Linked DNA regions of Homo sapiens: region 2 is linked to region 1. The links are chromatin contacts, found by Hi-C in ENCODE. All regions are on one chromosome and are shown on one strand. The core of a region is the stretch at or near the end of the contact, and the rest is flanking DNA. Distances in the headings are between cores, read along the strand shown. Region 1 holds the start of CCDC3 (coiled-coil domain containing 3). Region 2 has its middle 130 kb from the start of CCDC3.

Region 1 (4,031 bases), core at 17-2,516:
GTGGGGTGATAACCCCATAGGACTAGTGACCTTGTTAGAAGAGGAAGAGACCAGGGCTCACTCTTTCTCCATCACACACAGAGAGAAGGCCACGTGAGGACACAGTGAGAAGGTGGCCGTCTGTAAGCCAGGAAGAGAGGCCTCACCAGTAACCAACCCTAGCACTTTAATCTTGGACTTCCTGCCTCCAAAACTCTGAGAAAGTAAGGTCTGTTATTTAAGCCACCAGACTAGAGTATTTTATTATGGCAGCCCTGGGAGACTAATAGCATTATGAAATTGCATAATTTAAATATTCAGGGTGGATGTGGGGGCTCACGCCTGAAAGTTCAGCACTTTGGGAGGCTGAGGTGGGAGGATCGATTGAGCCCAGGAGTTTGAGACCAGCCTGAGCAACATAGCCTGTCTCTACTAAAAACAAAAAATTATCCGGGGTGGCAGTGTGCTTGTATTCCCAGCTACTTGGGAGACTGACCTGGGAGGATCACCTGAGCCCAGGGGAGGTCGAGGCTGCAGTGAGCCCTGATGGAGCCACTGTACTCCAGCCTGGGTGACAGATATAGACCTTGTCTCAAGAAAAAAACAAAAAACAAAACAAAAAACCTGTTGCCTTTAGAGATAAAGATGGAACTGTGGAGTCAGTATCCTCAAATTCACTCACTGATGTGAAAAGCTGTTTGGGATTTACTTCTGAATGTATTTCTCAGGTGTACAGTGTTTAGAAAATGGAATCAGGGATTATGGAAACCAAGAAAATCAGGGCCAAATGATTGCTTTTTGGAATCTTTTATCAAAGCTTTTCTAAGATCTTCATTAAATAACTAGCAAATCTGAGAGAGCACGAGATCTCAGCCCACACTGAATTTCCTAATCTCTGGGAATATAAAGTCAGATTTGGTTTCTATGTATTTTTACTCTGAAATGTAGAGAAAATGTAAAAACTTAGGCAGTAATCGTGCAAATTAAGAGTCATTCTTTAATGAATGCCTTGCGTTTGCAAACAGGCTTTACGCCTGGCAAGCTCGGACCACGTCCATCGTGGGGCGCCAGGAGATTGCTGGGCCACTGTCCCCAATTCAGGGCTGGGTCCCGGCGTCCCCGCGTTCTCCGAGTCCCTGGTCCCCGCCCCAGCCGGCGCCGGGACCCGCCCGACTCCCCGCCCCTCCCCCGCCCACGCCCCAGCCGCAGGGGGCAGGGCGGGAGGCGGGCGCCCGGCGCGTCCAGTCCCCGGGACCCTTTTAAAGCGTGGCGCGCCAGGGCCGGGCATGCCGAGCCCCGTGGCGGAGACAGCGGTGCGCTCAGCTCCCGGGAGCGGCCCGAGCAGCCGAGCGCCCAGGGCTGCCCTTCCCGGGCCGGCGGGCTCCCCGGGCTCCCCGCCGCCGCCCCGTGCGCCCCGGGAGGGCCCGGCATGCTGCGCCAGCTGCTGCTCGCCGCGCTCTGCCTGGCGGGTCCCCCAGCGCCCGCGCGCGCCTGCCAGCTGCCCTCCGAGTGGAGGCCCCTGAGCGAGGGCTGCCGCGCCGAGCTGGCCGAGACCATCGTGTACGCCAGGGTGCTGGCGCTGCACCCCGAGGCGCCCGGCCTCTACAACCACCTGCCCTGGCAGTACCACGCCGGCCAGGGGGGCCTCTTCTACTCGGCCGAGGTCGAGATGCTGTGCGACCAGGCGTGGGGCAGCATGCTGGAGGTGCCCGCCGGCTCCAGGCTCAACCTCACCGGCCTGGGCTACTTCTCGTGCCACTCCCACACCGTGGTCCAGGACTACTCCTATTTCTTCTTCCTCAGGTGAGCCCGGCGGCGCCGCCGCCACCTCTCTCTCTCTCTGCGCCACCTCCCGAGGTCGCCGTTACCTAGAGCCAGGCCGGTAACTCCCCGGGCAGCCTGTCGGTGTCAAGTGAGAATGCCCCTGGGGCGCCTACCCCTTGCCTTCTTGGATCTTTCTTGCTCCGTCTGACGTCTCTACAGACATCCTGACTACCCCTGGTTAAGGCGGTTTAAAAGACAGGGAAGGTTTCTGTGCCTTGTACACAGAAGAGCATTGCAGACAGAAGCTCAAAGCGCCCTCCAACAGTCCCTTTGACTTGGGTTTTTAAACTGGCCTCAGTGGGAGTAGATTGGGACGGTGAGAAAAACAATCTTTGAAATCAGTCTGTGGCTGGCATTTTGGCTCTGCCCTTCCTAACCGTGATTCTGAGCGCATTTCTTGACACCTTCTCAAGAACTTCCATAGCCTCACCTGTGTAAAGTGAGAGACAGGGCTGGTTGAGTGAGGAACGTAACTCATGCAAAGCACCTGGTGCAGGTTAGAAGTTGACCAGCTGTCCACTCTCTCCTCTTCCTCATTTGCTCAAATGCCAAGATGTGAATGGTGTGGAATGTAGCCCGGGATTGCTTCACTGTCTCATATCAGCTGCCAGGTTCTTTGAAATAGCAAAGGTTTACTAGGGCTTGGGGTTCTGCTGCTGGTAAAATCCTGGGTAGCAATGCTTTGAGGAGTGGAGAGGTGAACCAGGCCAGGAGGTCCTCTTTGATTATAGACCACTGGAATCTTCTGAAGTTCCATGAACTTCAGAACTTGGCCTGTGGTCAAGATGGAATGCATCTGCCTAAGAATTCAGTCAATTCTCATTGACTACTGAATTCTTCTGAAATTTGAATAGAGAGTGCCAGGTAGAACTCTAAATTCTTTGGTTAGCTTCAGTTGGAATTTGGAGAGTGATATAAAACAACTGAGAAAAACATCAAAATGGAATCTAACCTATCTATCAAGATAGTAAATTAATCCACTGTTGGGGTGATCGGTTGTAGTTCGTTTTCCCAGTCTGGGAAGTAGCACTGAGGATATTTGGAATGAGGCTGACGTGGGTCTGCAGATTCACTTTTAGCTCGCATTTCTCTGAGAAAGAAAACAGTTCTACAAAGTGGTGTTTGTAAGTGCATGGCAACACATGTTTTCCATATTGAAGCCAGAATATCTAAGTTTAAAAAACACGTCTTGCTTTGTGTTGGCTTGAGTGGTTCAGCTAGATTAAGTTTTTATATATATGTATGTATTTCCAGAGAAGTGTAGTTTCTAAATAAAGCCAGTGAGACTGAGAGAGTGCCCTTCTCGATACAGAGAAACTTAGGGTTTCATGTTTTTAATTAGGAAAGATACTGAGAAACCATCTATAAAACTATTCAAAACCAGAACTTTGTTCTCCAAAGGAAAAAGAGCCCAAGTGTTTGAGCAGGCTTTTTAAAGAAATTTTTATCATGAAATACAGTTTGTCCAATAGTTCCGTGGTGCTCAGCCAATTCTCATCTTTTTTGCTCTACCATGTTTACAAAAGTTAGGGCAGAAATACAAAGACAGTAGTCTGACATTTTCATTTCACAGGGCTGTCTTGCCTTGGAGTGTGTTAACAACTACACACAAATCATTCCTTCTCTGTTATTCTGGGACCCACTGAGATGAAACTGGACCTGTGGTCACTGTCAGGGGTGAGGGTGGCAACGGAGACTTGCTGGTGAGCCCTACGTGTTTTCTGTAGACTGGAGTGTAACTTTCATCTCTTTCTTTTTGTGACATTTTAAAGAATCATTCTAATTGATTAATGCTAGGCCTTTAAATGTGTTCACTAACATGCATACTGCATTTACTTTGTACCAAGTGCTTCATTTACTTAGGTTTTTGATGCAATGCTTATGACATCACCAGAAAAGTAGGTACTATTTTTTACTTATATATGTTCTTTTTTTGAGATGGCGTCTCACTCTTGTCACCCAGGCTGGAGTGCAATGGTGCAATCTCTGCTCACTGCATCCTCCGCCTCCTAGGTTCAAGTGATTCTCCTGCCTCAGCCTTCTGAGTAACTGGGATTACAGGTGTGTGCCACCGTGCCCAGCTAATTTTTGTATTTTTAGTAGAGACAGGGTTTCACTGTGTTGGCCAGGCTGGTCTCGAACTCCTGACCTTAGGTGATCCACCTGCCTTGGCCTCCCAAAGTGCTGGGGTTACAGGTGTGAGCCACCGCACCTAGCCAGTACTATAT
Region 2 (3,861 bases), core at 1,234-3,733, 130 kb after region 1:
ACCCTGGCTCTACTAAAATTACAAAAATTAGCTGGATGTGGTAGCGCGCACCTGTAATCCCAGCTACTCAAAAGGCGGAGGCAGAAGAATCGCTTGAACCCAGGAGGCGGAGGTTGAAGTTGTAACCGGCAGAAGGTGTCCAGGTACTCGGCATCTCTAACAAAGAATTGGACAAAATGCACAAGGATTTATTGAGAACGAAAGTACATTCCACTGAGTGGGAGTGGCCCAAGTATAGGGGCTCAAGACCCCCGGTTACAGAACTTGTTGGAGTTTCAACACTTTAGAGGCTTCCCATTGGTTACTTGGCTGTAACCAAGAATGAAGTAAAGTTACAGAGTCATTTATTCAGAAGGCACCCTATTGTAAATGGAGAGGATATTACTTGGTGTGTGTGGTCTATGTAAATGGAGAGGATGAAGTGAAGTTACAAAGCCATTCATATTCCTGTCATTGCTGAAGTGCTTTCAGTTTGATTTAGTTCAGAAAGTCACCACGGGTTGGCTGGCCTTAAGTTCCCTGCCTCCAGGCCTTTTTCTCCTGCCTCACAATGAGCCACAATCAGGGCACTGCACTCCAGCCTGGGTGAACCAGGAAAACCTTGTCTCAAAAAATAAATAAATATGGCCAGGCACGGTGGCACACACCTGTCATCCCAGCAGTTTGGGAGGCCGAGGTGGGTGGATCACCTGAGGTCAGGATTTTGAGACCAGTCTGGCCAACATGGCGAAACCCCGTCTCTACTAAAAAAATTACAAAAATCAGCTGAACGTGGTGGCATACGCTTGTAATCCCAGCTGCTTGGGAGGCTGAGGCAGGAGAATTGCTTGAACTCGGGAGGTGGAGGTTGCAGTGAGCAGAGATTGCATCACTGCCCTCCAGCCTGGGCAACAGAGTGAGACTACATCTCAAAAAACAAAACAAAAAACAAAAAACCCAAAAAGCAAAAAATAAAATAAATAAAAATAAAATAAAACACCTACCACGAAAATATAGAATCCCAGAATTTGTCCTCCCACCCGACTCTAAGGGAGTAGTGAAAACTGTGAGCCTAAACATTTTGTTTGTTCTCAGATGTCTGGTCCCCACTGTGGGGTGTTGGAGCCAGCTTGGACTGGCTTGTGAGAGGTGATCGTGTGTTATCTCCTCCCACTCCCTGCTCAGTGACTTCACGGGAGAGCTTGAAATGAGTGGAAGTGGGAGCTTTTATACCACTAAGGCCAGCAAGTGTTACAAATCGGGGCTTATTGTTCCCCATGGAGAGCTGCTTCACCAGCAAAGCACAGCTCCCAATCCATGATTCACTGTGATGGGGAATTGTATGTGTCAAGCTGACCACGGGGCACCCAGAGAGCTGGTTAGACATTACTTCTAGTTGTGTCTGGGAGGATGTTCCTGGAAGAGACTTGCCTTTGGCTTGGTGGACTCATAAAGCAGATGGCACTCCCCAGCATGGCTGGGCGTCGTCCAATCCACAGAGGGCCTGAATAGAACAAAAAGGCAGAGGAAGAAGGAATCTGCTCTCTACCTGGCTGCTGAAGCTGGCGGGTGGGTCACCTCCTTCCCTCAGTGCTCCTGGTTCTCAGACCTTCAGACCTGGACTTGAATCTACACCACTAGGTCTCTAGCTCTCAGGCCTTTGAGCTATGCCACTGACTTTCCTGGGTCTCTACTTGCAGAAGGCAGATTGTGGGACCTCTTAGCCTTCATAATTGCATGGGTCAATACTTCACAGTAAAGCTCTACATACTACATACACATATAAATACATAGAAATAGGCCAGGCATGGTGGCTCATGCCTGTAATCTCAATTGTTGGGAGGGCAAGGCAGGAGGATGGCTTGAGCTCAGGAGTTTGAGACCAGCCTGGACAACACAGGGAGACCTCCGTCTCTACAAAAAAATAAAAAAATTAGCTGGGCATGATGGCACGTGCCTGTGGTCCCAGCTACTTGGGAGGCTGAAGTGGAAGGATCACTTGAGCCTGGGAGGTCGAGGCTGCAGTGAGCTGTGGTGGTACCACTGCCCTCCAGCCTGGGCAACAGAGTGAGACCCTCTCTCAAAAAAATAAAAAATCAATATAAATGTATGTGTATATATGCACACATATGTGTGTGTGTATATATAAAATAGATACTATTGGTTCTGTTTCTCTGGAGAACCCTAATATGTTCATAAATACCACTTTGTCATATATATCTCCTAATGGAACTCATACTATAAAGTTAAGAAAAATAACAATCTGCCTATTTGTAAGTCTCCTTCTACCAAACATAATTTAAATAAATCCCAAAACAAAAAATCAAGGGGAAAAAAGGCAAATAATAACCTAAGTTCATGGCCTAATTCTGAGTCAACTCATGTTTCTCCAAAACTCTGGCCAACAGCTGTTTTCGCCTGGGATCGCTTCTCCATAAATAAGGCTTCACCTTAGACCCAAGTCACTGCCTCAGGCTCACTAGAGCTTCACCGGCCACAAGTTCCATTGGATTCTCTTTGCCTCTCCCTCTAATTTCAACATTTAGACTGAGAATCATGGCTCTCTTCCACCACAAAGCTTATCTGATGCTTCGTTCTCTGGGTAAACAGATTTCCAGCTGAGGCTGCCAGCAGCCCTGAGCACCAGCCAAGTTCTACAGAAAAATTAAGAGTTTGGGGTTCTTTCTCCATGTTCTCAGCTCCAGGCTGGCCATGAACTACCTCTACTCCCCACAGCCCACCAGGCTCCCCGCCACTCCTGCCATGCACCTGGCCTTGCCGGCCCACCTTCCCTGCTAAGCCCTGTGCCCACCTTGCACCTGGCTGCCCTGTTTGGAGCCAGGGTACTGTTGGTGCCCATCCTCTGAACGGCCTCTGGGCTCCTGTCAGACCCTGCATCCCTCAAACTGCTCAAGTGGGAAAGCTGAGTTACTGTAACCAGTGGCAGATTTGGGGGGGAAGGATTAGCATCAAAAAATGTTGAGGGGCGCTCTTCCTGACCCAGAATTTGCCAGTTAAAGGCCAAATCTGAAAAAAAAAAAAAAAAAAAAAAAAAAAAAAAACCAACTCTGCTAAGTACCCCTCATACTAAAGAGAGAAATCCACAGTTGAGCCGCATGAATTGGGGTCAGGCACTGCTGCACGGTTATCGAGGAAGTGCTTCCTACCGGGCAGATGGCCCGACAGGCAGGTGCCCAAATGGGAACCCAACTGGGAAATGGAAATGCTGGTCTCCCTTTCTTGCTCCTCAACCTTCCCCACTTGGCCTCTGCAAAGGGAGAAGAGAAGGCACCCCTCTTCACCTCTGTAGACAGTCTGCCACTGTAAACACTGCTGACCACACAGTTGACCACAACTACCATTTTCTCCCTTTTCATGTCTCTTCTGATGCAAAAAGATGGAGGGGGGCCAGGCACGGTGGCTCACACCTGCAATCCCAGTACTTTGGGAGACCGAGGTGGGCGGATCATGAGGTCAGGAGATTGAGACCAGCCTGGCCAACATGGTGAAACCCCATCTCCACTAAATATACAGAAATTAGCTGGGCTTGGTGGGGCATGCCTGTAATCCCAGCTACTCAGGAGACTGAGGCAGGAGAATCACTTGAATCCAGGAGGCGGAGGTTGCAGTGAGCAAAGATCGCGCCACTGCATTCCAGCCTGGCGACAGAGTGAGACTCCATCTCAAAAACAAAACAAAACAAAACAAAAAGATTGAGGGGAAGGTGGATCAATGGTATTTTGTATCAAAGCCTTAGCATTGAGGGCTTTCCTTAGCAACACTTTATAGAAGGTGGGGTACTTACTTAGAGCCCTTTAACTCTGGACATCAGCTGAAATTGTGGGAGACCAGAAATATCCCACAAACACCTTGTACACACAG

What was found. Hi-C counts contacts between places; a loop is a spot of excess contacts on that map. Pooled maps may share reads with other maps.
Region 2: a loop to region 1 is called in a pooled map, with 3 times the contacts of the local background. The contact joins the enhancer-like site here to the promoter of CCDC3 in region 1. A Hi-C loop is called at or near these places in 1 of 168 maps with a recorded cell type or tissue (ascending aorta) and 3 of 50 pooled maps.

The regions. Positions count from the first base shown.
Region 1 is chr10:12,998,948-13,002,978 of GRCh38, reverse strand. It overlaps CCDC3 (coiled-coil domain containing 3), which reads left to right and starts at 1,266. Exons shown (of 3, transcript NM_031455.4): 1 at 1,266-1,782. The coding sequence starts at 1,409. RefSeq lists enhancers at 1,136-1,636, 1,637-2,137.
Region 2 is chr10:12,873,998-12,877,858 of GRCh38, reverse strand. No RefSeq gene overlaps it. Among named protein-coding and RNA genes, the nearest start is that of CCDC3, 130 kb to the left of the region's middle. Within about 2 kb of position 2,483, at least 3 of the 41 ENCODE cell types and tissues checked have a DNase peak (open chromatin) inside an H3K27ac peak, as active enhancers do; they include ascending aorta, where a contact is called at or near this core.